2 separate regions of the Homo sapiens genome follow, and region 1 is linked to region 2. Evidence: chromatin loops called from intact Hi-C (ENCODE). Cell type or tissue: mammary epithelial cell. All regions are shown on one strand. Links, peaks and the distances in the headings refer to the core of each region. The heading gives the core; the rest is flanking DNA.

Region 1 (16,221 bases), core at 4,986-12,985, 54 kb before region 2:
ATCCTTCCAAAGTACTTGATAGTTTGTGGAATTAACTTGCTCTTTTAGATCGGCTAAACCAATTTCTCTGCAAGTACTCTTTAGATCAGGGTTTCTTAATCTCACACAATCCACATTTGGGGCCAAATAATTGTTTGTTGTGAGAGATTGTCCCATACATTGCAGGGTGTTTAGTAGTATCTACCCGTTAGATGCCAGGGGCCAAAAAGTGTCTCTAGACATGGCCAGATGTCTCCAAATCTCTCCCAGTTAAGAACCTGTGTTAGGCCACTGATAAATTTTTTACCCAAGTCTCCCGTCTTTTGATAGAGGATCCAAAGATAAATTTATGGCATGCCTTCTTCAGGAATCCCAGATCAGCATTCTGGGTTACCTCAGTAGAAATTAAAGCAAATTTACCTTTAATCACACAGCATCCCGGGGAGGAGCTCATGTGTTGTTATCTTCATTTCATTGTGGAGAAACAGAATCCAATGTCACACAGTGGGACAGAGATGTCTCCTGAAATGTACCCCTCCTCCCAATCTGGGCAGAAGGATCGTCATCTCACTTACTGCCTTCTTCCCTTCAGGATATAACATTTGCTCTGGAGGATTTTGTAGCTCAGAGCAAGAACTAACCAATGGCAACTATCTCCTTGATAATTTAGGGCAAGTTATCTAATCTAGAGTCTTCATGGTTTTCTTTTTTTAGTTATAAAAATGAAGATAATAATTCCTACCTGTAAGGTTGTTACTCAGAATTGAAGATCACAGTAGACATAAAGCATTTGACACAGAGTCTAATACAGAGCAGGTGTGCACAATAAACATTAGGTCTTTCATTCCCTCTTCATGGAGAATCTCAAACCAGGATCACTACATGAGCTAATTTGGAAGTCATGATTGAGACTTAAAGAGCTGAGTAGAAAAGCAAGCAGTGCATGTACCACCTACCAGAGACTGGGTGAGTGTGGAACCCATGTCAGGGATGCAGAAACCACTGTGACGCAGAAATACTGACCATGTAATACCACCAAGTATTTCTATAAATAGTTACATATAATCAAATACTGTGATACCTTTTAAAAGTCACGTATAATCTGAATTTACTAAGAGAGATACCAGGGACTGTTGTGGCAAATTACTCAAAAGGTATATACAATTTGTCACCTTCACCTAGGCATCCCCATCTCTAGTTGCTAGTAGGCTGAAACTATATGCAATTGCTGATGGGTGGCTACTTTTTTTTTAATCTGCAAAATGGCAATTTTTTAGCAGTCAACCTGAGTTCTGGGGGCAGGGGGGTGGGAAACAGACTCTTTCAAATATTTAAAATATTGAGTCCCCAAGTGGAGGTCAAATAAATTATTCTTAGTTAAGTGAGGAAAACTCTGAGGAAACCAAGCCCACATGAGATCTACTATTATCATGCATGAATGACATTCCATTCTTCCCTATCTCTCTCTTTCATAAACTCAAGATGCAAATTTATAGAGCTCTCAAAATACCCTCCAGCAAAAGAGGCAGGTGCCTTATCCCACTTCCCAGTGGGGCCCTGAATTAATCACAGGAGGAAGGCTATGCCTCATCTGAAACTGCAAATAGGCTATTAAATAAAAGAGATGGCATACCTGTGCCACACTGGGCAGTACAAGAGAGGAGACGACGAAGCACACAAGGGCAGGTGGAAATGCAAAAGCCAAATTTCAGACCATTATGGCTTTGGGGCCAGTGAGCATCCTGTACTCAGCTCATTCCCACCTGGTTGCCCTGTTAGGGAACAGAAAGCACTGGGGAGAAGGTTAGAGCTCCAGGAACTTGGCTGAGAGGCAAGTTGCTGAACAACTGTTTTAGAGTATTTCAGACACCCAGGTGGACCTTCACTGATGGGGTCTGGAGACCCTTCCATTAATACAAATCTTGAAAACTGTCTTGTGCACGTCTCTGAACCCATCCGCTAATCTGAAGGACAGAGTGATATAAACTCCCAAATTTGTATATTCAATCTTAACCTCTTTTCCAAGCCTCAGACTCCTTTCCCTGACTGCCAAGAGATCTTCTCTATCTTGAAAATGTATTAGCATCTCAAATTTAATATGTCCCCAAATGAGATCGTATCTTCCTACACGTGCCTAATCCTGTGCCACATAGCTCAGTGAGTGCTATCACTACTGACTCCATTCCTGGAGGAAGACCTTCAAACCCGGCTCGAAGTTCTTTTTCATTCTCTCCACATATCTAAATATGAATCCCTCAGAAGTGTAATCTCAAGCCCAACTGCTCCTTTCGATCCCACAGCCCCTGCCTTAAATCAGGTACTTACTTCTCCCCTGGAAATTACAGCTGCCTCCTGCCTGTCCTCTCTGCTCTTCACTGCCCCTTACATCAGTCTCTCCTGCAAACTGCTCTCAGAATCCTCATTCCCAAAAAGTGTTTTTAAAGCCTTTATATTGTTTGGACATTGTCCACAACACAGTTCCTTGACAAATGAGAATGATAGATATAAATAACTTACTTTGTCTGTGACAGAGAATAATAATACTTACAGTAATTATTGATTGTATTGTTAATTGTAGATACAGCTCTCCAAAACCTGGCCTCAACCTACCCTTATTCCTGCCATTCACCCAATGCACCCACTTTTCCCCATTGCGGTGACCTCCTCTCAGTTCCATGAGCTCAACAGGCTGTTTTATGCCCGCCTAGCTGTGCACATCCTGTTCCCTTTGCCTGGAGGGCCTGCCTCCCTCCTTCCTTCCCAAACTGCCAGGCACACAGTTACCTTTCAAGACTCAGCTCAAAAATCACCTAGGTAAAGCCTTCCCTAATGTCCTCAGGTGAAATTGAAATGAATCATTCCCTTCTCAGAGGAACATTTGTATATTTCTACTCTAGTAGTTCCTACATTATGTGGTGATTTATTTGTCTAGACTGTGAACACTTCAAGAACAGGTGTGACATCACTCACTTTTATCTACCTATATCTAGCACAAAGTCCTACTTAGAGAAGGTCCATTAACGTACATGAAAGGGATGGCCACTGGCCTTTTATGATGGTTCTTCTAGTGTTACATTAAATGTTTAAGACAATCACTCAAAGGGGGCAGTTTTTCTTAGATGCTTTCTAGTCCTTCTTTTAGCATTTCTTCAAGGAGAGAATATTAAATATCTAGCTTAGGCTTCTGTGGAGAAGGCAAAAGTATCTGAGACCCATAAGTAGGACATCACAAGGTTCCTCATTTCCATTTAGTTGTGATACAAATTATTTTATCTGCTTGAGAACTTGTGTTTTGATCTGTCCATGACAAGGACCAGAAACCAGTTCAAGCTACGGAAGGCAACAGGGGCTTTACAGTGATAGAATATGGCACCCAAGAGCAGAAGGTGAAGCCCAGCAATGGAACCGGGCCAGGGAACTGAAGAGCAGGGGCCGGGTGCTCCTTTCCAGCATGGGCCACGCGGTCTGCCTTCTCTGCCTCACTCTACTCCCTGGAGCCATTCCCTTCTGTTTCACATTCTGTGAGACTTCACTCCCTCCTCATTTGACACATAGATGAGCCCCAGCTGGCACCCTCAGCCTGGACCCTGTGACTTTTCGATTCAATGGCTCACGACTAACAACTTCCCTCTGGATCTTAGTGCAAAAGTCCTGAAAGAGGGGCTGTAGGTGGCCCAGGGCTCCTTTTGGGTGACATACAAGTCACGTGACTGTCTCAAGTCAGTGTCCACCCTGGTCCACGGAGGTGGGACCTGTGTCAACGACAGGTGGGATCACACAGACAAAGGCACCCTCATCTGGGTCTGTGAGCAAAGATAGATGATCTGAAACAGGTCAAAGGCAGTACTGACAACTCCACAGGTATATTACCCCTTAAAAAACTTGCCCTACAAGTACATTTCTGCCTCACCCTTCATCCCTGGTGGCTGTGGCAGTCTTCTGATCTGCTAACATCCAAGGTACCTAATGGAGCACATCTAGAAATCAAAAGTTAAATCTTCTTAATAAAGTAATGAGGAAATAAAATCATTAAAGAACTTCAAAGCAAGGAAAGCAAAAGAAAAACATACAGGTAAGCAAAGGTTAGAAACTTATGGCAAACATACTGATCTGTCTCCTATCTGAAATCAGATTTTGAAACATGAGTAACCACAACAATTTTGGGAGCTAAACTTCATTTCATCCATTACTCCACATACTAGGTGGGTATTATGCTCTACTAGTTTTTTTCTGGTCTCTTCCAACAGCCTAGCGCATAATGTGCAGATATTTCTGTCCTGTAGAGAATACAGCACAGAACCTTAGAGTCAAATAAACTGAGTTCTGCCATTTAGCACTTGTGACCAAGGGAAATACACCTAACTTCTCTGTGTCAGTTTCTTCATCTATAAAATGGAAATAATAAAGTCAACTTTGCAGAGTTCTTGGGAATGTTAACTGTAACACTTATAAAGCACATATTCCTGTGTCTGGCATATGAGGAATAGTCAATAAACGGTAAACATTTGGTTGAACCACATGAAGTTAAAAATTAGGCAGGTCATAATGTTATATGCTCCCCCGATCAGAGGACCTTTATTATAGTTGTGTATTTATATGTTTCTATCATTAAAATGCAAGCTCCATGAGAGCCTGGACTCGGTCTATCTTGATTCCCACACAATGCCCGGCACAGCACTTCACAGATAGAAGGTGTTCTATCTGTATTTTTTGAATGAATTAATGTGGATAATGATGATGACAAAGATACCTCTTCTGTACTGCCTACATCTGGGGACAATTATAGACAATACAGTCCTTTATCTCATTGCCTGGTGTACAATAGGAACACGATAAATGTCTATTAAAGGAAAGAATGAGTGAGCAAGTAAATGAATGAATAAATTTCAAGTCCATATACAGAAAGTCTAATGAGACCACTAAGTTAACAAAAATTGCTATGAAACTTGTTTTTGGTAATTGCTATCACAAAACACCAAATGGGGACTGCCTTCATTTTCATGTTTCCAGCAGGCCCTTTGGTGTTGTGTGGACACTATCAGGGTTCACTTGGCCCCGTGGGCCTCCCAGGAAAGTGAGAGAGGCAAAGTGCTGAACTGCAGCCTGCCAAGCCAGGAAAATTTAGGGTTGTAATGTGTAGCTTCCAGAAGTCTGCTGGCTTTTGTCTGCTCAGAGACAGCCAACAGCTTGCAATTGTGCGATGAGCCTTTAGCTGTTGGAGACCCTCCCATGGTACTGTATATGGCTCATGCTCCTTAACACAATTTTTGTCCTAAGAGCCTGCTAAGTTGACTCCCTGCATCTCTCACCAAACATTCAACCTTCCCAACAGGGAAGCAGGTTAAAAGGGAGACTAGTCATGGACCGAAAAAAAAAAGTTTGGTATCTGGCTCTGATGACCACTGGCTCTGATGACCACTAGGAAAGCAGGAAAGATCCTGGGCTGGATTGATCAAGAAGACAGAAAAAAGAACTAAAGTGAAGAAAGGAAGACTTAACCTAGCCATACATATGTCTTTAACATTTCAAGTAATGGCCAGTTTATATCTCTGGATTTTAGATTGAAGTCACATTTAGGGGAGGAGAATGTTCTCTCTGCTTTTGACAACAAATAAGGAGAAACAAAGTATGAAAGGTAGAACATAGTTACACTTAGGAGAAAGTCAGTTACTTTAAATTATTTAAGCTTCAGGAACCACAAATATGCACATATAGGGAGAAGGGAAAAGGAAAAAGTTGTTAAGATCCCAAAGAGAAACACACTAAAGTTATCTCTATCTCCTAAACTGCTTAATGCTTGGTCTGGCTCTTTACTAATTTTTTTTTTTTTTTTTTTTTTTTTTTTTTTTAAGAGACAGGGTCTTACCCTGCTGCCCAGGCTAGAGCGCAATGGTGCAATCTCAGCTCACTGCAACCTCCACCTCCCAGGTTGAAGCGAACCCAGTTAATTTTTGTATGTTTAGAAGAGACAGGGTTTCACCATGCTGGCCAGGCTGGTCCTGAACTCCTGACCTTGTGATCCACCCGCCTCGGCCTCCCAAAGTGCTGGGATTACAGGTGTGAGCCATTATGCCTGGCCTCTTTATTAAATTTTTAATTGTTATGGATACATAATAGTTGTACACATTTATGGGGCACATGTGATATTCTGATACAAGCATACAATGTGTAATGATCACATAAGAGTAATAGGGGTATCCATCAACTCAAGAATATATCATTTCTGTTGTGTTAAGAATATTCAAATTCCACTCTTTTAGTTATTTTGAAATACATGCTAAATTATTGTTAACTATAGTCGCTCTATTGTGCTAACACTAGAACTCACTCCTCATATCTAACTGTATTTTTGTACCCATTAACCCTCCTCGCTTTATCTCCCCCTCCCTATTATACTTTCCTCCATCTGGGTAACCATCATTCTATTCTCTATCTCCATGACTACCCTTTTTTTTTCTTTTTGGTTCCCACATATTAACGAGAACATGTGCTATTTATCTTTCTGTGCTTGGCTTATTTCACTTAACATAATTTCCTCCATCTATGCTGTTGTAAATGACAGGATTTCATTCTTTTATATGGCTGAATAATATTCCATTGTGCATATAAACCACATTTTCTTTCTTTCTTTCTTTCCTTCTTTCTTTCTTTTTTTTTTTTTTTTTTTTTTTTTTTGAGACAGAGTCTCGTTCTGTCACCAGGCTGGAGTGCAATGGTGCGATCTCAGCTCACTACAACCTCTTGAACTGCAAAGTTCAAGCGATTCTCCTGCCTTGGCTTCCCGAGTAGCTGGCATTACAGGCATGCACCACCACGCCTGGCTAATTTTTGCGCTTTTAGTAGAGATGGGGTTTTGCCATGTTGGCCAGGTTGGTCTTGAACTCCTGACCTCAGGTGATCCACCCGCCTTGGCCTCCCAAAGTGCTGGATTTACAGGCGTGATCCACTATGCCTGGCTAATTAAACCACATTTTCTTTATAACTCATCTTAGGTTGACTCCATATCTTGGCTATTGTGAACAGTGGTTCAATAAAGATGGGGGTGCAAATACTGATTTCCCTTCTTTTGGATATATACTCAGCAATGGGATTGCTGAATCATGTGGTAGTTTTATTTTTAGTTCTTTGAGGAACTTCTGTACTGTTCTCCATAGTGGCTATATTAATTTACATTCCCACCAACAGTGTATGGGGTTCCCTTTTCTCCACATCCTCACCAGCCTTAATTATTGCCTTTCTTTTGGATAAAAGCCATTTTAATTGGGGTGACAGGATATCTCATTGCAGTTTTAGTTTGCATTTCTCTGCTTATTAATGATGTTGAACATATTTTCATGTACCTGTTAGCCATTTGTATGTCTTCTTTTGAGAAATATCTATTCAGAACCTTTGTCTTTTTTTTTTTTTTTTTTTTTTTTTTTTTTTTGAGACAGAGTCTTGCTCTGTCGCCCAGGCTGGAGTGCAGTGGTGCGATCTCGGCTCACTGCAACCTCTGCCTCCGGAGTTCAAGCAATTCTCCTGCCTCAGCCTCCTGAGTAGCTGGGATTACAGGCATATGCCACCATGCCCGGTTAGTTTTTGTATTTTTAGTAGAGACAGGGCTTCACCATATTGGCTAGTCTGGTCTTGAAATCCTGACCTCATGATCAGCCTGCCTTGGCCTCCCAAAGTGCTGAGATTACAGGTGTGAGCCACCACGCCCAACCTGTCCATTTTTTAAATGGGATTATTTAGGTTTTTAAAATTGAGTTGTTTGAGCTCCTTATATATTTTGGTTATTAATCCCTTCTCAGATAGGTAGTGTGCAAATACTTTCTTCCATTCTGTGGGCTGTCTCTTCATTTTCTTGGTTCCTTCCTTTGTTGTGCAGAAGCTTTTTAGCTTGATCTGATACCATTTTTCCATTTTTGCTTTAGTTGCCTGTATTTTTGAGGTCTTACCCTAATACCAAAACCAGACAAAGACACAACAAAAAAAGAAAACTATAGGCCAACATCTTTGATGAACACAGATGCAAAAATCCTCAACAAAATACTAGCAAACTGAGTTCAACAAGGCAAGGATAATTCAACATATGCAAATCAATACATGTGATACATCATACCAATAGAATGAAGGACAAAAACCAAATGATCATTTCAACTGATGCCAGAAAAGCGTTCAATGAAATTCAACATTGATTCATGATAAAAACTCTCAAAACCTGAGTATAGAAGGAACATACCTCAACATGATAAAAGCCATATATAACATACCCATAGCTAGAATCATATCGAACTAGGAAAAACTAAAGTTTTTATCTAAGATTTGGAACAAGACAAGAATGCCTACTTTCATCACTTTTACTCAACAGAGTACTGGAAGTCCTAGCCAGAACAATTAGACAAGGGAAAGAAATAAAGGGCATCTAAATCAGAAAACAATGAAGTCAAACTAGCCTTGTGTGCAGATGCTATGATCTTATATTTAGAAAACCTAATGACTCCACCAAAAAACTATTAGAATTGATGAAGAAATTCAGTAAAGTTGCAGAATACAAAATCAACATAGAAAAATCAGTATCATTTTTGTATGCCAACAGTGAACAACCTGAAAAAGAAACCAAGAAAGTAATCCCATTTACAATAGCTACAATGCAATCCCTGTCATAACACCAGTAATGTTCTTCATAGAAAAAGAAAAAAATAATCCTTAAATGTATACAGAACCACAAAACCTGGAATAGCCGAAGCAATCCTGGGCAAAAAGAACAAAGCCAGAGGCATCACATTACACTGACTTCAAATTATGCTACAAAGCTACAGTAATTAAAACAGCATGATATTGGCATAAAAACAGACACATAGACCAATGCAACAGAATAGATAATCCAAAAGTAAATTTATGCATTTACAGTCATCCCATTTTCAACAAAGGTGCCAAGAACATACATTGGGAAGGACAGTCTTCTTAGTAAATAGTGCTGGGAAGACTAGATATCCATATGCAAAAGAATGAAACTAGATCTCTCTCTCTTTTCATCACATACAAAAATCAAATCAAAATGGATTAAAGACTTAATCGAAGACCTGAAGCTATAAAACTACTTGAAGAAAACACTGGGGAAATGCTCAAGGACATTGGTCTGGCCAAGATTTCTTTTTTTCTTTTTTTTTTTTAGATGGATTTTGCTCTTGTTGTGCTGGCTGGAGTGCAATGGCATGATCTCGGCTCACTGCAACCTCCACCTTTTGGATTCAAGCAATTCTCCTGCCTCAGCCTCCTGAGTAGCTGGAATTACAGGCAGCTGCCACCATGCCTGGCTAATTTTTGTATTATTATTAGCGACGGGGTTTCACCATGTTGGCCAGGTTGGTCTTGAACTCCTGACCTCGTGATTCACCTGCCTCAGCCTCCCAAAGTGCTGGGATTACAGGCATGAACTACCACGCCCGGCCCAAAGATTTCTTGAGTAAGATTTCAGCCCCACTCTGTGTAACCTAAGAGGTCTAGGAAAGACTGAAGCATCCTGCATTTACCATCTGAGTTTAGAAAAAATGTTTAGAGCACAACATCAGGGAACCATTCCCAGACGTGGCTGTGGATGCTGCCATTTCTTGTGATTCTGGAGCTGTTCTTTTCATCTCAAGCTACTGTTTACAGAAGTGTTACCACAGAATTATAATTATGGGTTTTATTTAGTTATAAAGAGGGTTTGAGTCTTCCATCAAAGGGAGAGGAAGCAACTCACTCAGAAGTGTGGAGAAAATCTTTCACACTCACTGCTTGATGGAATTCCAGTAGTCTGCATGGATTCAGGCCAGAGCATGAACCCCTGGGGCATGGAGAGCTTGATTTTATGGTGGGCAGGAGGGCCCAGAGTACTGGCCTTCCTTCCTCTCTTCTTGGAGAAGCAGTGGTGATAAGGTAGGAAAGGAAGTCCTGGGCTTCCACCAGGCCAGCTTCCCCACCCATGCAGACTTCCTTCTGCTCCAAGGAAACTGGTCATTCTTATCTCTTCTGCAGAAAATGAAACCAGAAACTCCCAGGCTTATGAAGGAGAGGCTATCTGGGCACTGGGAAGGTGGAGAGAGGCTTCCCAGTGTTGTCTCTGGCAAGACAGTAGAATCCTTGGGAGGTCTATTTGCTCCTAATATTGCTTCCTCTCGATTTCTTTCCTTCAGTTTTTTCCCCCATTTTTGGCTCTGATCCTAAAACTTGGGCTCTGCATTCTTTGATAATCCATCACACCTCAGATACTGGGGACCTGAGACCTGGTCCTACCTGCCCTAGCTGGTATCTCCACTGAATCCTCACAGGCCTTTCTATCTCCAGAGACTGTTTCTGGCCACTGAGCCCGATGCTTGGGACATCAATGGCTCACTGATGCCCCAGGGCCTCCTCCTAATCTCTGGCCGAGGCTGACACAGAAGGCTCACAACAAACCATGTGCCTCCGAAATAATGTGATGAGCAGAGTAAAATCTGTTGACTTTTTACCCCATGAAAGCTGCATGGTTTAAATACAATAGAGGTGACTCAGCTACTGGAAGGATGCATGTACCACGTCTGAAACACTCAGCAAGCTCTGTGGAGTTGATGAAGCAGGGAAATTGGGAGTGAAAGTAAAAATTTCCGCTTCCTCAGAAAAATCTGCTTGACACTATCTAGCATCCATTCATTAGACTTAATCTTCAGCCTGTCTGAGTTCCCATGAATCTATATTTCTGCACTGAGATGGGGCACGTATTTTCTACCAACATGTGAGCAAAGGGGGAAATCCATAACTTTGACTTCCTTCAGTTGGCTTCCTCTTGGACCTGGGACATTAGCATTCCACTAACATTTGGTTACATGAAGCTACATTTTCCCAGTGCATTATTTTGCATCTTGAAAGAATGCAGTAGCTGTAGCTACAGGACCTACCATCAATCACTGGGCATTAATCCTCACTGAGTGGCCCTCATGCTGTAACCTCACTGTGCCTATTCTGCTTAAGGTCCTGGTGGTTGGGCTGATGGAGAACATAACTCCTGGTTCTCCTCTCCCGCCTCTGGCCCCCCAGCGTTATTGCCAGGGAATACACTTGCTCTGGGGAGCTCTGAGCTTAATGGATTTTGCAGTATTTCCCCTTCCTTCCTGCTACAAAGCTCTGGCTTAGCATGAAAGCTGCCCCAGATCCCTGAACCCATGGCACCCTTCCTGCCTTGAGGAACTCACCCCTCTCCTGCAGATCAAGGCTCAGTATTAGCCTATATAAAAAGCCTCCTGCTTAGTCATAACAGGTATACCAACTACCATTTACAGAGTGCTCACTATGTGCCAACCAGTGTACAAGTACCCTGTGGGTGGTATTGCATATAATCCTCACACAACCTTGGCAGCTGGCACTGTCTTTATTCCCGTATCATAGTTAAGAAAACTGGAACTTAAGTTAGGTCACATAGCTAGAAAGTGATGGACTGGAATCCGTCCATTCAACAGATATTATTCATGTCTTACTACGTGCCAGTTATTGTTCTATGGATCAGGGATATGTTGGTGCACAAAACAGCCTAAAGCTCCTTCCCTTGTGGAGCTGACTTCCTTCTGGTGTTTAAACCCAAAGCTGCTTGGCCCCAGAGCTAGACACTATTTAATTCAGAGACGATCACAGCCACACAGAAAGATTTTCTTTAAAATGTTTGATCATAACCATGATGAGATACCATTTCATACCATTAGAATGGTTACTATCAAGAAGATAAAAAAATAACAAGTATTGGCAAAGATGTGGGAAGTCACAACCCTCATATACTGCTGGTAGAAATGTATAATGGTGCAGCCACTGTGGAAAACAGTATGGCAGTTCCTCAAAAAGTTAAACATAGAATTATCATATGCTCCGGCAATTCCACATCTAGGTATATACCCAAAGGAATTGAAAAGCAAGGACTCAAATAGACACTTGTACCTCAATGGTCATCTAGTAGCATTACTTACAATAGCCAAAAGGCAGAAACAACCCAAATGTCCATCAATAGATAAATGGATAAACAAAATGTGGTATATATATAAAATGAAATATTAATTAGCCTTAAAAAGGAAATTATATACTTATGACAGCATGGTCGAAACATTATGCTAGGTGATATAAGCCAGACAGAGAAGGACAAATATTGTATGATTTATCTTTATGTGAGTTGCCTAGAACAGAAAAATTCAGAGAGACAGAAAGTGGAATAGAGGTTATCAGGGGCTGAGAGGGAGGGGTGGGGATGAAGAGTCATTATTTAATGTATGCAGAGTTTCAGTTTGCAGTGATGAAAAAGTTCTGGAAATGGATAATATTGATGATTGAACAACACTGTGAATGTGTTTAATGCCACTGAATTGTACACTTAAAAATGGTGAAAATGGTAAGTTTTATGTTATATTTATTTTACAACTAAAGAAACAAATTTTTAAAAAATGTTTGAACTTAGAAGAAATCGATCCAAGAACAAGAAGTCAGCAGCCAATTATTGAGGGCTCTTGGGAACCAGAGCACACCCCCATTCATTCTATCAGTGGATTTCAAAGTGAGTATGACATTTAGGGAAATAAAGATGCCAGCTTTAATAAGACCTCAGCTCATTCTTTACCCAATGGGGTCATTTATTCCTAAATGCACAGTCAGGATAGTACAAGTGTAATGAATTCAGTCTGATGAAGATGATGGCATGGGAATATTGGAAACTGACAAATTTGAGTCACCCGGTTCAAAAGTTTTTAGATAGACCTATAAGAAAATTGCACCTAGCTAGGAAATTGCCTAGAAAAGATTTTTTTTTTTTCCTTGAGTTTCTGGAAAATCTTTCCTTGTAAGAGCTCAGTTGTTCCTGTGATGAATGTATATTTTGCATCTTTCTGGAGTTAAGCACAGGCAAGCTGACCACTCCAGGGTTAATGCTTTGACCTGTGCTTTGCCTCTCCATTATTTCCAACAACACTTGCTAATGAAAAGGGGCCTGCTTGGTGGTCTTCAGGCTGGACACATATCCCCAGAATGGTCACCACACAGATCAGTGTTACTTTCTTTAAAATGAAAGTTATTCTTTTTTTTTCTGATTATAAAATTAATAATGCTCACTGTAGAAAATCTGGAAAATGAGAAGGAATCTACTTGGTGATTGAATTATCTTTCTCTCTATATAGCTATATGAATCACACTACATATAATCTTGTATCCCTTTATTTTTTAACTTTACACTGCAAACATTGCCCCACGTCTTAACTATTCTTTGAAAACATGATTTTTAATGGCTGTCCAAAATTGTATCTGTGGATATGTGATTCAATATGATGAATGCGAATATGGAAGTCTAGCAGAAACTTGGTTCTGCTGTGAGTCTGTGAGGCAATGATCTTGTTCATATATGCATAGAATTCTTATAATGTGGATAATATGTTTATAACAGGGTTTGATACAATGATGTATCCCTAGATATGGCAGATGGGGTCTTCCCTAATAAGTGGCTTCTTTCCTGGTAGCTGTACCTCTTCTAGGGAAAAGGCACATCGTTTTCTCAGTCTGAAATCTGTACCTGAGAAAGTCCTGGGGTTGGAGGGAAGGGTACTATTGCAGAGGAGGACTCCAGCTCTCTCTTCATCCCACGCAAGGTTCAAATTTCCAAGAAGGAACATCTAGCAGGTGAATCAATGCCATCTAATTGTTTCAGCTAGGGCTTGCAGATTTGTACCAATTTCTTGGGATTACAGTGTGAAGATCAGAGGCCAGAGTGAGGCCATAGACGGGTAAGAGAGGCTGGATCAGGACAGCCATCATCAGAGCACACACTGTGCCTATTTCTAGACCTTTAAATTGTCTATATTTCCTAACTAGTCTCATCAGAATTAGGCAAAGTGTCCTGAAAATTTGAGGCACTACCACGTCTTCTAAATGAACTGACAGAAGAAGTCTTGCTCACATGTGAGGAATGCCAAGGAAAGAAACAAAGAAAGAAATAAATAAACATAAAAATGGGAGAGATGAACAGGTGGAGCAGAGGGGATTTTTAGGGCAGTGAAATAATTCTGAATGATACCGTTTTGGGGGATATATGACAATATACATTTGCCAAAACCCATAGAACTATACACAACACAGAGTCAACCCTAATGTAAACTATGGACTTTAGCTAATAATAACAAATCAATTTTGGTTCACCAATTATAACAAATGTGCTGCACTAATGCAAGGTTCTAATAATAGGGGAAATTGTGGGAGGAAGGGGCATGTGAGAACCCTGTACTATCTGCTCCATTTTCTGTAAACCTAAAACTGCTCAAAAAGATAGTCTATTAATTAAGATAAAAAAAGAAGATGCTTGTTAATTAACCCTGAACCATTTATTTAGGGTCGTTTCATTAACAAGGAGAAACGAAATAATTCACATAATGTGTGGAAGGAGAATATGGGGCAAAGGTGATCAAAACAAAACAAAAACAAACTGAGGCTTTTCTAGAAATCTACCCTTATGACGAAAAAAAAAAAAAAGTAAAAATAAGATAAAATCAAGGAGAGGCAGCCATACCTACCCCCATTCAGGGATAACTAGAAATTATGCGAGCAGGAAGAGCTGCTTAACCAGGTGCCTTTCCTTTCCTGGAGATTCTTCCCCAGAGCAATATCTTAAAGATTCCTAGTAGACTTCTAATAAAGGGTGGGGGTGGGGTTGTTTGTGGCAAAGCCCCCACCTTTCCGGATTCAAAAGGATTGTTGTCACTCAACCCATTCATGCAATATACTCTTTATCTATACTTCAGTGCTATGAGGAAATGCTCAGTACCAGGAGTCAATTCTCTTTTTGTTTCTATAGTTATTAGTCTCTTGTTTGGTTTTCCTTCCTCCCTCCTTCCCTCCCTCTCCCTTTTCTTGTTTCTAAATTAAAGCACTGGGTTCCATTTTTCCCAAAGCAAGTCTTCTGAATTTACAGCCATACATAAAAAATAAAGCAAACATTCTTATTTCTAGTTAGGAAGAGAAAGAAGACAGTGATGGGGGTTTAAGCAGCATCATCTCAAGATGAAAATGAAGGCGACTCCAGCCTGCTTTGAACAGAAACAGTGACCGTGGTGGGTTAGCTTATTATAGCTGGTCACTAAGTCAATAGCCTATTGCTGTCTACTTCTGAGTTACACTCTGATGGTTTACTCACATCTCCACTGGTGTATATATCCCATGGCAGCTCTACCTGTGAGACGTCACAGTTGATAGGAACATGGACCACGCTGAGGGACCAGGCTGGACCATTCATTTAGATGGATTCTCCAATGAAAGGCACCCTTTAAAGAATTTGCTTTAGCCATCTACAGGACCAGAGAGGGCAAATCTGCCCAGCCAAGTAATAACATTAACATTCCTATCTTCTGTCTCCTGCTCCCACCCTATGCTTTGACCCAGGCAGGGCCCAAAATAGCAGTCAGTAGTGGGAGAAGAAGGAAGTTGAGGAACTGAGGAGGAATTCTGCCATATCTCCATGGCTCCATTCCCCTGAGGCAAATAGCCCAATTGTAGATCTTAGCACAGCAGAGAGGTCGGGGGCAAAGGGACAGGGAGGAGTCTTATTTTTGGAAGGTTATTATTTTGGAGTGAATTCTCCATTTCATTCTCGTTACTGAAATGGGACTTTTTTTTTTTGTGGAGCTTAAAGTGACATAGACTATTAACTGAGAGTGACTAGAAAAGCCACACTGGCAAGAATTTTATCAAAGAACAAAGGGAGGACCACTGCACTGAATAAGTTCTTTAAAGGGATAGCAGGAGACAAAGAATAAAGTTGCATTTTGGTTGCTGCACGAGTTATGCCCACTGATAAAGCAGTTACATGTACGTGGCTAGATTTGTTTTTAAAACTTACTCTCGGCTATTTTGAAGGGACTGGATTGGAGAGGGGAAAGAGCGAAGTTAGGAATCTAAAAATTGGAGGGTGTTCCAGTATTCCAGTTGAGACATGATTACAGAAATGACAGTGAAGAGAAATGAAATCCAACATGCAATAGAAAGTGAAAGCAATAGGATTTGAAGGATTGGTTGAAAGTAGGGGTGGGACAGAGGAAAGTATTAAGGATTTTTCTAAGTTTCTGAGCAACTGGGTAAATCTCAGCACAACTGTGAGCCAGAGACCTCTGCAAGAGAAGCAGATTTGGTGTAGGGAAGAAAGGGGACCTCTAATAAAACCAAGCCATAGCTGGTTCCTGAGGCTATTTAAAAATAGTCTTCCAAAGAGCTTTCTTTGAGGTA
Region 2 (16,221 bases), core at 5,202-13,201:
ATCACAGTGGGGAGGAGATGAAGTTTGAACCCCTCCCAATTCCCAAGCAGAAATATGCCCAGTATTCAAAGCTGTAATTCTAAGCAGAACTCTCCATTTCTCATCCACCCAGGGTCCTGTTTGCTTAGAATTCTTCTTTTGCTTTACCCTGACAGACATCTTGATTATCTCCATGATAATGACTCATGATAGCACAAAGATCAAAAAGAAGAAAAGTAGGCTGGAGTCAGGAGAAGGAAAAAGAGGAGGAAATGGAGTGTAACAGAGAAAGTAGCTCCTAATAATACGTTCTTCCAAAAGACCACAACAGTAGCAACTGAGGGCAAATCACAGAGGTGAGCAGGAGGTTGAAGACTCTCATAGTGAAGGTGGACGGTGATGGTTTTTACTGACCGTAACATCTCACCTTGGAAAAGTTAAACAGAGAAAATGGAACCCTATGGAAGCAAGGTGCAGGAAATATCCAGGAATGAAAACAAAAGGATTCAGAAACATTTGTTTAACTTTGCTCTGATCACCAGAATCATCCATGTGCTGGGCCTTTATAAAGATTATTTTTCCATCCAAACATCCATCCACCCACCCGTCCATCCATCCATCCATCCATCCATCCAATAACTTGAAAGTTACCAGGACTAGAGTTAGTGGGTGATAGTCAGATGAATTAGACATATTGCATAATTTAAAGAGCTGGTATTCTAATGGATGAAAGCCTTCACAGAGGACATGGTATCTGAGCTGAACCTCAAAGGATACATGAGAATTCACTAGACAGAGAAGTGAGTGATTACAGAAGGAGAGAAAAACATGAATAAAACCAGAGTGGTAAGAAACAAACCACTTCTGGGGGAATGAAAAATTCTGAGTGGTTACAATAAACAGAAGATGCTTATTAAAAGTACAGGTTCATAAAGAACTCAAATAACTCAATTGAAAGAAAATACATAATTTAAAAATGGGCAAAGGATCTGACATATTTCTCAAAAGAAGTCATACAAATGGCTAACAGGTATATGAATGAATAAAGAAAATGTGGTATATATACACAATGGAATACTATTCAGCCTTAAAAAATAAGGAAATCCTGTCATTTGTGACATGAATGAACCTGGAGAACATAGGTTAAGTGAAATATGCCTGGCACAGAATAACAAATACTGCATAGTTTCTCTGATATTTGGAATCTTAAAATGTTGATTGTTGAACTCATAGAAGTAGAGAGTTAGAATGGTGATTACCAGAAGCTGGAGGTATAGAGAGGGCGTTAGGGAGATGTTGGTCAAAAAATACAAAACTTCAGTTAGATAGAAAGCGTAAATTCAAGAGATAAATTATACAATGTGGTGACTACAGTTTTCCTTTCTAAAAAGTGCAGGCTTTTAGGTCTCACCTAAGAGATTCTGATTTAGTTGTTAATGGGGAAGAGAGGTTCAAGGAATTTGCGTTTTGAACAGAAGGCCCAAATAATTCTGATATAAACAAAAGTTTGACAACTGTAATATATACAGCTTAACGTTTTCCAAAAGATGCTAATGGTCTTTCATTAATTTAAAAAAAAAGGTACCAGTGTCAAATAAGGAACCACCACATACTATTCTTTTCTTGGAAATTCATAATGCACATTGGCATATTAAAAGTCCTGTGGTAAAGAAATCAATTTCACTCAGCATTTCCCAAACTTATTTTTCCTTGGGGGAAGAAATCTTTACGATCTCTCAAAATACAAGTATGCAATGGAGGCTAGATGGGGTAGAGCTGAAACAGAGGATTCTGACCAGGTAAGCACGTTCCCTAAGCATACTGAATGACTAAGAAAATGTCTAGAAAAATAAAGCAAAGTCGGTTACCCTGGGGGATATAGAGGCATCCATAGAGGCATCCATTAATTTCTTCCAAGCAAAGCCCAAAACCACCTATGATGTCCTGTTTTCCAGCCAGACAGCCAGAAACTTCCTCTCTCTCAAGTAACACACCATGGCTTTGTACTATGACTTCTGGTCAGTACTCTCTGTGGTAGCCACAGTTGCAGAGAGAACAGGAGTATGCAGAATTCAAAGCATACAGGTGAAGACACAGGGGGAAGGACAAAGAGGAGGTATCCTTGCCTACATTTATTTATCTTTATTGCTATTACATGTTCAGCATAGAGCACTGGCAGTTGCTAGTAAGGCTTCTGGAAAAGAAAAAATCCTTCCAGCTCCAAAAGTAGCCTATGACAGTCAATGAAAAGTGCAAAAGACATGAACCTAAGAAATTTCCACCACTCTGAGGTGCTTAATATTATGCCCAGGGGAGTTTTTGAAACCTGCCTTCTTCCTCCTATGCTGTGAACTGGGGGATTTGCCCTGACATACAACCTACCTCCTTCCTGTTAAGAAGGGGTAGGAGAGAGAGAAGTATGAGGGAACTGGACAAGCCAAAGCAACACCAAGATCCTGACAAACTGGTTTGTGTGCCGAATATTTCAAGATGTACATACTGCGTCAATCAATGTATACATTTTTTTTCTGGTATAAACTTAATTACTTCCATACACGCCCTTCTCAACTTTCCAGGTGCTATGTGGGGACACATCCTACCCCAATCTAGAGGTGATTTCAACAGTGTGTTTCAAATACGTTTTTTGTACTCCAACCATCTCAGGGCTTTTAAATCATACTTTCTAATAGCACAAGTATTTATTCCATCATTCCACAAATATTTCCTGAGTGTCTACAAGGTGGCAGGGCATTATGTTAGGCACTGGAGCTACAACAGTGGACATAGGAGATTGCGGATTCCTATTCAGCCTACGGCATAAAACACTAAATTCTAAATTCAGTCTGAAAGTGCATGGAAAAATCTAATGACCAGCATCATGAAGAAATGTAAGAGGCAGAGAAGACTGACTGGTCCTTCCTTTTGAAGTGTTTTAGCCTGTAGCACAAAGCAAACAAACTAATTTGCATTTCAAGTGTCCCAGTGTATCCAGAAGATACGCAAGGGTTAAAGTAAACAGCACAGCCTGGAATTAACAACCTATGATTAGAAGAGGGAGGAGAATTTCAGGATCTCTTTCTCCTCAGAATTTGAACCCCCAGTTTGTTTGATCCCCAAACAAATCTATGAATTCTCACACTGGAATTTCTTAATCCTCAGATATAAATACCAGTAACTGCATCAGAGTCCATGTAACTTTAGTCAGTTAACCAAAAAATAATAATCTTATCAAGATAAGTGAGTGAGTCTGACATCTAGTCCTAAGAAAGCCAACACAATCACACCTAATATTTCACCAAGTCAGTGTTCCCCAGCATGTGGTATGTGTACCACTGGAGTCCACAAAATAAATGTAAGTGGTCCATAAAGTTTTTTTTTTCATTTCAATGAGGCTCTTATATATCACTCACTACAGGTATGTGAGTGATGGGATTAATGCATGGGTGCTACCTAGCATTCAAAGGCAGTCTGCAAATTTTCATAGTGAAGATTGTGCAGGTGACAAAAAAACTGAGAGCTGGTAATGAACTTACCCACGCATGTTGGAAATATTTCCTCGTTGTTGATCTGAACCTCAATCCAATCCATAAGAAGGTTCATGTACTGGGGAGCTGGCAGCGCTGTTGGCTTCTTATACTTGAGATCATCCTGCCACCGATACTCATATTTGGGGCCCCCTGACATCACAGGACAGGTCCGCTCGGTGCAGAACTCACAGATGGTGCCATAGATGAGGTTGATCCGATTGAAGAAGTCCACCACATGTACTGCCACCCAGTCATTCTGGTCCTCCCCACTGGGCAACTGCACAGCCGCCTTCAGGTCCACACCCGAGTTGAGGGATGCCTGAGCCCGTTTGTGCAGCTCAAACCTCTGTGTGCCAGGTTCAAATTTCCTCTTGGGTCGGAAGGTCTTGTCCTTGTTGAATACCTGCTTCAGGGCTATGGACATGGTCTTCTCTTTCGCTTCCTTTCTTTTGCAGGAAGCGAAAAGGCACCTGGAACTTTTCAGGGAGAGATCACAGCCCAACAGTGTTTTCCACTGCCAGCACTCAGGCCCCAGTCTTACAGCCTGTAGCTTTTAAGCTCTTCTAAACAGCCCCTTCCATCTTCCTCTTGAATGATTTCCAAGGGAACCTCATGTTCTTTCCTAAAGGTAGAAGAGAAAAGGGAACACATGAGTGCCCAGTTCGCCTTTAAAAAATGACAGTCTTCAACCTGATTTCCACCTTGTGTTCTTGGCTGTGCCCACTCTCCATCCAGGTATATGGGCATGGGGGTTAAGCCACTGCCCTGTGACTCTGTACTGTTGATGCAAACCATGCAAATAACTAAAGAAGAAAAGGCATCACACTTGTTTTGTTCATGGCCTTTGTCAAATCTCTACTGGCTCTTCTTTGTGTGATCATAGGCTTAGTGGACCTTTCCAAGGTGTTAAGGATGAACATGTTGATCAATGGCCTGATCCTATCCCACGTGTGCTAGCTTTTAGAGCCCCACCCCCCAACAACTCCTATTAAGTAGGCATGGGGACACTTCCCCCATCCTTCTAGATACAGATGATGGAAAAGGGGTGGCTATCACACCAAGCTGGCTAATAAGAATGTCTCTCCTGGGAATTTGGAATCAGGACTCAGCCTTGGTTGGGCATTAGTGATGTGGCATTGGGTGAGAAGTGATGAAAACTGGGTCTGGTTGAATCTTGCTTGGACCGTGTGTAGTGCAGTTGAGAAAGCTGGTCTGCAGAGCCACGGAGGAAGAGGAGGAAAAGGAGAAGGTGGAGAAGGTGGCTGCCAATACACAGAGAAACAGAGACAAGAGCCTAAGTGGCCACAGAGAGAGGAAGACAAGAGAAAAAGAGAGACAGTGAGAAGAACTAATCCTGATAATCTTCTAGAAACTGGTTCCAATTCCTTTTGAAGCCTAGCTATGCTTCATGCCTTTTGGGATCCATTCACATTTCCTGAATTAGTCAAAGCCTTACTGTATTTCAGCTAACTTGAGTTGGTTCTGTTTCTTGCCAAACATTCCTAACTATGACAGTATTTGTCACCTTCCAATGTGCCGTCCTTTATACCCTTCATCTCACACTTTAGACAGCACTTTGAGGCAGAACTGTCCAATAGAACTTTCTGTTTCCGTGATAATGCAAATGTGTTATATCTATGGTGTTGAATATGGTACACACTAGCCACATGTGGCTATTGAGCATTTGAAATGTGGCTAATGTGACTGAGGAACAGAATTCTACATTTTATTTAATTTTAATGAATTTAAACTTAAATAGGTGCTCACAGCTACCACACTGGATGGCACAGCTCTGAAGTCTTCGATGCCCTCTTCTCCACTAACTTGTTGATCCTCACGAAAATCTGCTGAGGTTTATAGATTTATAATAGGTCTAATAGATTTATAGTGGGTATCATTCTTCCTGGGTCTCCAAGAGATACAATTACTTGCCTAACAAGATCCCATAGCTAGCTGGAGCATGCTGTTAGATTGAAATCCAGTTTGTTGACTCCTAGCAAATGCTTTCTCTACATGGCCATATATTCCCAAAAGTAATGGACTTCGACTTGTCTTTCCTACTGGTTTACAAAGCTTGTTTTCCCCAAAGCTTCTATCCACATATTCCCCAAAGACTGCTGTATAGATTGGTCGGAGGTGAAGGCTATGTTCCGTGGCCTTGAAATAGAGAGGAGATAACTGATCCACTCATAGGTCAAGCCCCAACAAAATGAGCCAACAGCTGTGGCCAGATTCAGAAGAGCCCAACACGGAATCTGTTAAAATGGGCTTGGAGCATGATCCCACTAACTGTTTTTTCCCTGCCTGTAAGGGGTTCTGCCATTCCACACTCAAACAGGGCTTGATGGTACTTTCAACCTTAAGTTATTGAGGCCAATATACCTAAGACATCCTGATTCCCCCTTATCAACTCTGCTCTTCGCTCAGAATTGCTAACCAGGCGGTGGAATCCCCGCCCCACCCCCAGTCCCAAGGCCTCTGGCTCTCTGCCTGCTCACTTCCTCCCTCTTAACCCCACCCTCTTCCTAACAGGTTTTCACTGAAATGCCATATCCGCAAGGTGGGTTTTTTTTTTCCTATTCACAGGACATTGACCTTTGACCCACTCCCCACCAAAGAGATCCATGTGGAAAAGCAGGTCACATGAAACTTTCTGCCTGAGACAGTCTGTGAAATCACACTTCTGGGTACCCTGGAATAGCACCTGTAAGGATATCAACACAGAAACTCTGCAAAGTCTAGGGAAAGAATGGAGTGATCTCTTTTCCTAAAGAATACCTTCCTAAAAGAGACTTAGCTTGCCTGAAAACAGGCTTAAGAAACCTGAGGGTTTTAGAAGGAAATTTCCAAAATAAAAGAATGAGCTGAAGGTTGGAAATACAGAGAAAGGGTGGTGAGGACTTGTTTTTTAAAAAAACAGACAATAGTCCTTCTATGTCTCAAATGCTTAATTGCTGACAGTAAAACAGTAACCACCAAACAGCTGCCCCCTCATGTCTTGAACAAATGAGACTTGCTCTTCTATTAATCTGATAATGAGGGTACCATCAATGCCCACAGTCCTCAGAGCAACTTTCTTTCATGGCCATACATACCCTTGGTGCCACTAATCCTTCTGTTTTCCCTCAGCCAGGAGTGTCTGCTTGCATGGACACCATTGTGGAAACCTTCCTCCGCACCTGTGCCAGGCTCTTGTGGATGCCATCAACAAACCCCTCTGACACCTCTGACGGGAGCATGTGAATAACACCGAATAATCACAACAAATCCTCCTCATCATAAAGCCTTGCGTGGACTGGCACTCGCAAATATTTAAATAAATATTAAAACACTGTTGGAAATTTGGGAATTTTTCTTCTAGAGATACTCATATAACAAATTTGAAGATATGTTTTTTTTTTTTTTTTGAGACAGGAAGATCACCTGAACCTGGGAGGTCGAGGCTGCAGTGAGCCATGATCATGCCACTGCTGGAGTGGTGTGGTGTGATCATGGCTCACTGCAGCCTCGACCTCCCAGGTTCAAACGATCCTCCTGTCTCAGCCTTCTAAGTACCAGGGACCGTAGGTGCATGCCACAATGCCTGGCTAAGTATTTTATCTTGTATTTTGTAGAGACATGGTCTCACTTTGTTGCCTAGGCTGGTCTTGAACTCCTGACCTCAAGCAATCCTCCCGCTCTGGCCTGATACCAGTCTCTTGAACTGGAAGGACAGGTGGTATTATCTCCATTTTACAGACAAGGAAACAGAGACTCAGATCTCCTAGTGCTTGATTCAAATTTGTAAATGATTCTGACATGGTCAGACATGAGGCTGTCTCTTTAGGTCAAACTTTTGAATCTAAAATGAAGCTTTCTTAAGAAGAAATAGGTTGATCAGGTAGGCCCCCCCCCATGTTTAAAGACAATGGCAATCCAGGATGGATAATAACAGATGTATCATGCCACTGAACGACAGAACAAAGAGGCACCCATCTGTGTCTTTTCCTGAGTGTGAGATGCCATATTGGCGCAGGTACCTGAGAGTTTTGAAATTAAAAAGGGAACTGTAAATGCACCTGGACTTACTTTCCCAGCCCAGAGCCCCCTTGGGACCCCTGCCCATAATTTATGCTGTGGGCTAATCAAATAGTTAGAACAGTGCTTAGCCAATGTGAACTCAGGGATCTTGTTAAAATGCAGGTTCTGATTAGGCTGGTCTAACAGTCTCCCAGGTGGTACTGAATCTACTGGTCCATGGATGACACTCAAAGCATCAAGGCCTGATCTAACTAAGTGATCTTGTTAGAAATGTAGACTCTCAGGCTTCACCCCAAACCTGGTAGATCTAAGTGTGCATTTTAACAAAATCTCAAAAGTATATGATCTGAGAAGTGCTGGGTTGGAGGGCTGCCTGCCTGGCTGAGTAAAGGAATGAATAAACAAACTTCCATTTATTGTTTTGTCAACAGATTGTTTCATAAACAGTCTTCAGTTGAGTGTGGGTATGTTCGAGAAAAAAAAATGAGAGATACTGTTTTGAATACAATCGCCTTGACAGATGGTGACAATGACCAGGTCTTTTGATCTGGACTGACTTGTATAGCCCAGCACCCAGCACCTAGGAGGTCTCCAGTGAATACCTTTTCATAAATGCCAGGTAGAGGGCAGCTGCTGCTATTGCGGCCTCAAGCAGAAAGGTTTCTTTGGCTGAATAAACTGTAGCACTAGCAACAACACAGTGGTTATTTTCTGTCCTGTTTCAGTCTCCAAAAAAAAAAAAAAAAAAAAAAGTCATAAAGTTTTCCTTCTAAGTAGAAATGGAAAGTAAATTCTATGTCATGAACTGCACCCATGACAATTCTGGTTGTTAATAAATATTTGAAACCAATGGTTCATTTGATCAATAAACATTTACTAAAAGCTTTTTATGTGTCAGACACAGGGCTAGGCACTAAGGACATAGAGTTCATAAAAATGTGGTCCCTGTCTATGAAGAATTCACAATTTGGTATGTAGTTTTGAGGTTAGTTATTGACTTTTGCTTTTAATACTATAAAGTTCAATGCACCAACATGCATACTGATGTGACTCCTTCAGAGTATTACTTAGGTCAGGGATGAAACAGGACAATAAAGGGTGAGGTCTTTGGAAAGAGAAAAACAGAAATCTAAATAAATAGCACAAAACTGACAGAAGTTCCATGTGCTCTCCATATTTTCTGCCTAATAGATCAATTATAACAATAAAACATGTGCACTATAAAAACATGCAGAGAGAATTCGGCTGGGCTGCAAGGGAATGTTGACAAGGTAGCTAAGCAACGCACTGGCAAGGAAAGTTCTAATTTTTCTTTTCCTATTGATGTCTTTTGCCTCATTAGTTGAGAAATCAAAGAGTCCTTGCCAGGGATAAGGAAGAAATAAAACAACTCTCCCAGTCACTCCTGAGAGATCCATCTTCTCTAGCCAGGCCCACCTCTAAGAGACCTTGGTGGTACTGAAGGGTGAGGGGGTTAGGAAAGGAGAGGGACTGAAGCTGATACCAGTTGCAGGAAAGGCAGTTCAATATCTTATCTGTGAGGTGGAGGACTCCTCCTGGCAGGATCAGCTGCCAGGATGATTCATTTCCTATAGGAAGGCCATAAGAGAAATGCCCCAGAAACACCCCGCATGAAGGAGGTTTAGTGTCATCTTCATTGCCAGGCACAGAGCTGACTTAACTGAATGTTTGCTGAATGAATGAGTAAATGACAGTGAATTACGAACATTTTACATCACAGTGAAACCACAAAAGAGGAACCAAAGTGGATCTCCTGTCTTCAGTTATTTGGGGACTCTATGTCAATCTGTAAGCTCACTGCCAACTCACTGAGGCCGCTGGGATACCCTGAAGTAACAAGTCTGCCTCCTGAAAGGACAAGACTTCAGCTCAACTTTTCTTTCAAATGAGCTGCTCCATTCCTCTGTGTTATCTGAAATTCCACCTCTTCAGAATCAAAGAATGACCAGTCTGATTTCTCATTTTCCCACTATATTGTTCTCTTTATAGCTGGAATAGTCCTTGGAATCGTCCTCCCACTTCCCAAATATTGAATTAAAGTAGATTGGGTTTTTATTTTAGAGGGGTGTATGTATGTGTGTATCATAAAATGAACATCGTCTGACCTTTCCAGGATCCAATAAAGGATGTGCCTAAGATGCAATTCCATCAGCCCTTATGCACTGTTTACCTTATGCCTACTTAGTAGGTGCCATCTTTGCCCACAGGACAACCCCAGAATGGAAGAGATTCCTGCCTGAGAAGCAGCTTTGCTATTTTTTTCCCCAACGAATTCAACTCCTCAACTTTGAGCTGTCATATCACTGCATTTTGTTACATTAGTTGGGAGAAACCTTGCTGCCTCATTTTAATCTTCAAAGATATGCATGGTTTCAGAGCTTAGAATGCTCACATTATTTCTGAACACAGATGAAGTTAGTACAAATAGGTGTAACCGTACAGAAGTCTGTCACAGGACTATTCTGCTCATCTTCTAGCTCTTCAATGGTCGTTTGAATTGCATTCTTGCTGTTTCACAGGCTTATTGTTTTGGTCATCAGTGCAGACATTCTAGCATCAAATGTGTAAGTAAATAGTGCCAAAATGAAAGCATTACCTGTAACCTTATACACTGTAGCAGCAGCAACAGCTACAATAGATGAATGCACAGGTGTTTTCAGCAAAAACCTATAATGATTCATCATCATTCAGAAGAGGACACTTAGTGGTGAGAAAGAATGGAAAGAGTAAAAGAAAAGAGTGGGATTTGTTTGGTATGGTTTGAAACATTACCTACTGACAGTCCATGGAACAAAAGACAGAGTTTTAAAAAATGTTTTCTGAAATAAAGAGAATAATGTTCCTTCTGGACACCAGTACCAACTAGCTTAGATTCCCAACAATGACAAAGATGAAGACCTTTTGGTCAAACCTTGGGCAGGGTTGATCCAATCTTACTGCAGTTGTAAAAATAAATAGTAAAGTAAAATTATTACAGGATAAAAGCTCAGATGACCTATTTAATCTTATAAAGATTATAAATCTTATAATGACATCCTACTGATTATACTGATTTTTTTTAAAAGAAAGAGAAACTTCTCTAAGTCAGTGAGAGATTTGGTATATTATTTCCAGATATTTAGACTAGCTGGAAAATATTCATTTTTGTGGCTTAAAGAAAGACACGTGAATTGAAAAAAACAATATCTAAGTCAGGTGAGGGTAGAAGAATGGGGGATGGGATGAGAACTACAGATAAAGCTTAAGTTATAGCTGAAATAAAAAATTAAGGCAGGTAAAAAATGTAAGTATTTTTACTTTTTAAAGCATGAGTGTATATCAGCTGATATGATGTCACTCTGAACCTTGAACGGATATTGAGATAAGTATTTTTACTTTATAAAGCATGGGTGTATATCAGCTGATATGATATCACTCTGAACCTTCAGTGGATACTGGGATAAAGGTCATTGTCAGTTACCCTTTCTTTTTCTTTGAAACAGCGTATGTCAATCCTTTCTTGGAAAAGTCTTAAAGGAAAAAGGTTCAAATTCAAGGAAGTTGGATCCTGTAACTGACAACAGACTTGTTTACTCTTAGCCACTAAGTGAACTTGAGTCTCAAAGTCTGAAAAATTTCTAGCCCTAGCACCATGAGAACTTATGTATGACATCTGGAACCATTGCAAAAGATCTTTGCAGGAAGGTGGAGAACACAAAATGGGCAAGAAGACTGGAAATTCGAAAATACAGTTTGAATTTTCAAAAGATCATAAGTTTAAGTTTGACAGGGGATAGGTAAAATTAACACCAAGAGCAGGCAAGATTAAGAGGCACTAAAGCCCAGTGGCTAACAGCACACAGCTTTTGCAGGGTTGCTGCAAGAATTCAAACAGTTTACGTAAAACACTTAGCATTAGCAAGTACTGAATATAGTATAGTGGTTGTTGCTATCATCATGTTCATCATTTGAATCATATTATGATACAAGTTTTACTAGAGAGTCAGATTCTTGAGAGACCAGTCACCTAGAATCTATCTTAGGATGCCTAAAATTCTAATTATATAATATTAACAATGGTATTTATTAAGGACTTCCTATTTATTTTAGTTTTCACAACCTTATGAATAGGTATTATTATTATTATACCTAATTTACGCTTAAGGAAACTGAGACACAGTGAGATTGAAGCTATATCCTGATCACAGAACCAGTAAGTAGCCAAGCTGACTCCAAACCTCTTACCACCTACTTAAAAGTGCCTCTTTAGACAGTTGGGTAGTTAAAGAAAAAAAACAAAACAGAGGAAGTTCTGGGGTACACCTAAGGGGGTCAGGGAGGAAATGGGAGAAACAGAGACCTAGCCCTATGTACATTGTCATGTGCCACTCCAGAAGAGATCTATTTCTGGAAACTTCGCGGTCTAGATTCAAAAGACCTGGATTCAAATTCTGGCAATGACTTTAGCTGGCTATGTCTTTGAACAGACACTTTTTATGAATCTCAGTTTTGTCTTCTTTAAAGATGATGGTGGCTGGGCACAGTGACTCACGTCTGTAATCCTAACACTTTGGGAAGCTGAGCCAGGCTGATTGCTTGAGCCCAGGAGTTCGAGACCAGCCTAGGCAACATGGCAAAACCTCATCTCTACAAAAAATACAAAAATTAGCCCAGTGGGACACGCCTGTAGTCCCAGCTACTTGGGAGGCTGAGGTGGGAGGATCACCTGAGCCTGGGGATGTCCAGACTGCAGTGAGCCATGATTGCACCACCGTGCTCCAGCCTGGGCAGCAGCATGAGACCCTGTCTCAAAAAAAAGAAAAAAGAAAAAAATAATAAGGATAACGGTTAATGGTGCTTACCTTTATTGTAAGGTTACTGTGAAAATTAGAAGAGATATTGCCAGTGAAAGTGCTTCACAAATGGAAAACAATTATATGGTTATTGACATAGTGACTGATAAAAGAAACTATGACTTTTGACTTAATATCAAGAAATGATGTGAGAAACAGAAAATGATTCAGTTCAATGCAAATGTGTGTTTACGAATAAGAAATAGGCAGGAGGTGGTAGGGGTGGGGGGCACGGTGGCAATGGAAGCCCTGCATAGGAGGAAAGAAAGAAAGAAAATGCTTCATTCTTGCTTAATTTGGGTGGACTTCTAATTCTCAGGCAAAAAGAAATAATATTAACCTCAGTGATTTGATAATGAGTTAACAATATTCCCCAACATTTATAACACACTTACCCTAATATTTTGAGGGAGTTCCAGTATTTTTTTGCATATAATAAATCTAATGCAATATGGCTTATTTCATGAATTTGGGCAAATTATATCCACCATGCCCTCCCACTAATCCCTCAAACACTTTTCAGAATAGCATATAAATACTCTACATTTAACACATTACATTCCTGGTTATAATCCAGTTACAACCTCTGTATTCTGATAACAGAAATGACTTTCTAAACTGTTTAAAAAGTTATTTTTTATATTAGCTCATTTTCATGCTGCTGATAAAGACATACCTGAAAATGGGAACAAAAAGAGGTTTAATTGGACTTACAGTTCCACATGGCTGGGGAGGCCTCAGAATCATGGCGGGAGGTGGAAGACACTTCTTACATGGCAGCAGCAAGAGAAAAATGAGGAAGAAGCAAAAAAAGAGACCCCTGATAAACCCATCAGATCTCGTGAGACTTATTCACTATCACGAGAATAGCATGGGAAAGACTGGCCCCCATGATTCAATTATCTCCCCCTGGGTCCCTGCCATAGCATGTGAGAACTCTGGGAGATATAATTCAAGTTGAGATTTGGGTGGGGACACAGCCAAACCATATCATTCTGCCCCTGGCCCCTCCAAATCTCACGACCTCACATTTCAAAACCAATCATGCCTTCCCAACAGTCACCCAAAGTCTTAACTCATTTCAGCATTAACCCAAAAGTCCATAGTCCAAAGTCTCATCTGAGACAAGGCAAGTCCCTTCCACCTATAAGCCTGCAAAGTCAACAGCAAGCTAGTTAATTCCTAGACACAATGTGCGTACAGGTATTGGGTAAATACAGCTGTTCCAAATGGGAGAAATTGGCCAAAACAAAGGGGTTACAGGGCCCATGCAAGTCCGAAATCCAGCAGGGCAGTCAAATTTTAAAGCTCCAAAATGATCTCCTTTGACTCCAGGTCTGACATCCAGGTCATGCTGCTGCAAGAAGTGGGTTCCCATTATTTTGGGAAGCTCCACCCCTGTGGCTTTGCAGGGTACAGCCTCCCTGCTGGCTGCTTTCATGGGCTGGCATTAAGTGTGTGTGGCTTTTCCAGGTGCACAGTGCAAGCTGTCAGTGGATCTACCATTCTGGGGTCTGGAAGACGATGGCCCTCTTCTTACAGCTCCACCAAGCAGTGCCCCAGTAGGGACTCTGTGTGGGGGCTCCAACCCCACATTTCCCTTCTGCACTGCCCTAGCGGAGGTTCTCCATGAGGGTCCCGCCCCTGCAGCAAACTTTTGCCTGGGTATCCAGGCATGTCCACACATCTTCTGAAATCTAGGGGGAGGTTTCCAAACCTCAATTCTTGACTTCTGTGCACCCACAGGCTCAACACCACGTGGAAACTGCCAAGGCCTGGGGCTTCCACCCTCTGAAGCCACACCCTGAGCTCTACGTTGGCCCTTTCGGCCACAGCTGGAATGGCTGGGACACAGGGCACCAAGTTCCTAGGCTGCATACAGCACGGGGATCCTGGGACCGGCCCACAAAACCACTTTTTCCTGCTGGGCCTCTGGGCCTGTGATGGGTGGGGCAGCCATGAAGATCTCTGACATGGCCTGGAGACATTTTCCCCATGGTCTTAGGGATTAACATTAGGCTCCTTGCTCCTTATGCAGCCGACTTGAATTTCTCCTCAAAAAATGGGTTTTTCTTTTCTACTGCATCGTCAGGCTGCAAATTTTCTGAACTTTTACGCTCTGTTTCTCTTTTAAAACAGAATGCATTTAACAGCACCCAAGTTACCTTCTGAAAGCTTTGCTGCTTAGAAATTTCTTCCGCCAGTTACCCTAAATCATCTCTCTCAAGTTCAAAGTTCCACAAATCTCTAGGGCCACCAGTCTCTTTGCTAAAATATAACAAGAGTCACCTTTGCTCCAGTTCCCAACAAGTTCCTCATCTCCATCTGAGACCACTTCAGCCTGGACCTTATTGTTCACATCACTATCAGCATTTTTGTCAAAGCCATTCAACAAGTCTTTAGGAGGTTCCAAACTTTCCCACATTTTCCTGTCTTCTGAACCCTTCACATTGTTCCAACCTCTGCCTGTTACCCAGTTCCAAAGTCACTTCCACATTTTCGGGTATCTTTTCAGCAACGCCTCACTCTACTGGTACCAATTTACTATATTTGTCCATTTTCATGCTGCTGATAAAAACATACCCAAAACTGGGAAGAAAAAAGGGGTTTAATTGGACTTAGAGTTCCACATGGTTGGGGAGGCCTCAGAATCATAGTGGGAGGCAGAAGGCACTTCTTATACGGCAGCAGCAAGAGAAAATGAGGAAGAAGCAAAAGCAGAAACCCCTGATAAACCCATCAGATCTCGTGAGACTTATTCACTATCACAAGAATAGCACGGGAAAGACCGGCCCTTATGATTCAATTATCTCCCCTTGGGTCCGTCCTACAATATGTGGGAATTTTGGGAGATAAAATTCAAGTTGAGATTTGGGTGGGGACACAGCCAAACCATATCATTCCTGTTATCATTCCTGTTATCAGAATCCAGAGATCCTGCCAGAAGGATTAAGTCTGCATTTCTAGAAACTCTCAAGAGAGAACAGACAACCATCTAGCTAGATGATTTCTCATTTTTCTACATGAAAAACAGGTACACAAAGCAGGTAACCCTGAGATAAAATTGAGACAAATAATTAATGATTCTACCCACTCTATTCTCTCAAACATGCCAATAACAAGTTAAAAAAAAAGTTTGAAATGAAATTGAGTCAGACATGTAATTGCAAACCATGTATCCTCCTCAAAGACTGAAAAGAGGTCTACCTTTAGAGCCAGAAAGATGCAGGTCTGAGTCCAGACTCTGCCCCTTGACCAGTTACCCTTGTGGGCTAAATGCTTTCTCTTTGTGCTTTAATTTCTTTCTTTGTTGTTAGGGTGCTAATACCAATATCACAGTGGGTTTTGGGGATAAGTGAGATAATATAAGTAAAGATAGGTAAATGTCAAGTGTTAAATTTATTAATCTGGATTTCTCCTATGATCAGATTTCAGGTGGTGTGATGATCAATAGGAGTCCCAACCATAATGTGCTCTTTCTTTGACTTCTTCCCCACAAGACCTAAGCACATGACCCTCAAAAAGTGTAAAATCTTGAGGCACCTCAGAGGGAAGCACCATTTCCCCACTCGTGGTTTGGATGAGGAAGAATTTTCCCTATGCATCCTACTATCCTCTCTATGTCCTTTTACTAACATCGCCCCAGGGCAAGTGGAGGGATGGATTCACTTAGTTGGCAAACCGCACATGCTCAGCTGGCTCAGCCTGACCTTTTTTCCTCCTGCGAAGTGCCTGCTTTCAAGTGTGCTACCTGCTGCTTCCCCAGCTTTCTGCCTTTATGAATGGAATTGGTCTGCTCTCACCAGTGCTACATGGGAAAGGGTGGGCAAATCCAGAGTTTA

The links. A loop is a pair of places that touch in the nucleus more often than their neighbours do. Peaks named below come from ENCODE experiments on the same cell type or tissue, not always from the same donor. Only the 100,000 strongest peaks of a DNase experiment are listed, where the experiment ranks them.
Region 1: it touches region 2 in a loop (3-fold over the local background); 12 of 110 quality-filtered maps call a loop at or near these places.

The regions. Positions count from the first base shown.
Region 1 is chr9:27,397,721-27,413,941 of GRCh38, forward strand. The region is part of intron 2 of MOB3B (MOB kinase activator 3B); the gene reads right to left. Among named protein-coding and RNA genes, the nearest start is that of EQTN, 110 kb to the left of the region's middle. In mammary epithelial cell, for the core only: no CTCF peak of the experiment used is centred there; no DNase peak of the experiment used is centred there; H3K27ac peaks cover 358 bases.
Region 2 is chr9:27,451,621-27,467,841 of GRCh38, forward strand. It overlaps MOB3B (MOB kinase activator 3B), which reads right to left. Exons shown (of 4, transcript NM_024761.5): 2 at 3,513-4,128. The coding sequence starts at 3,930. Among named protein-coding and RNA genes, the nearest start is that of IFNK, 65 kb to the right of the region's middle. RefSeq lists an enhancer at 13,629-14,130. In mammary epithelial cell, for the core only: no CTCF peak of the experiment used is centred there; a DNase peak (open chromatin) is centred at 9,151; H3K27ac peaks cover 1,606 bases.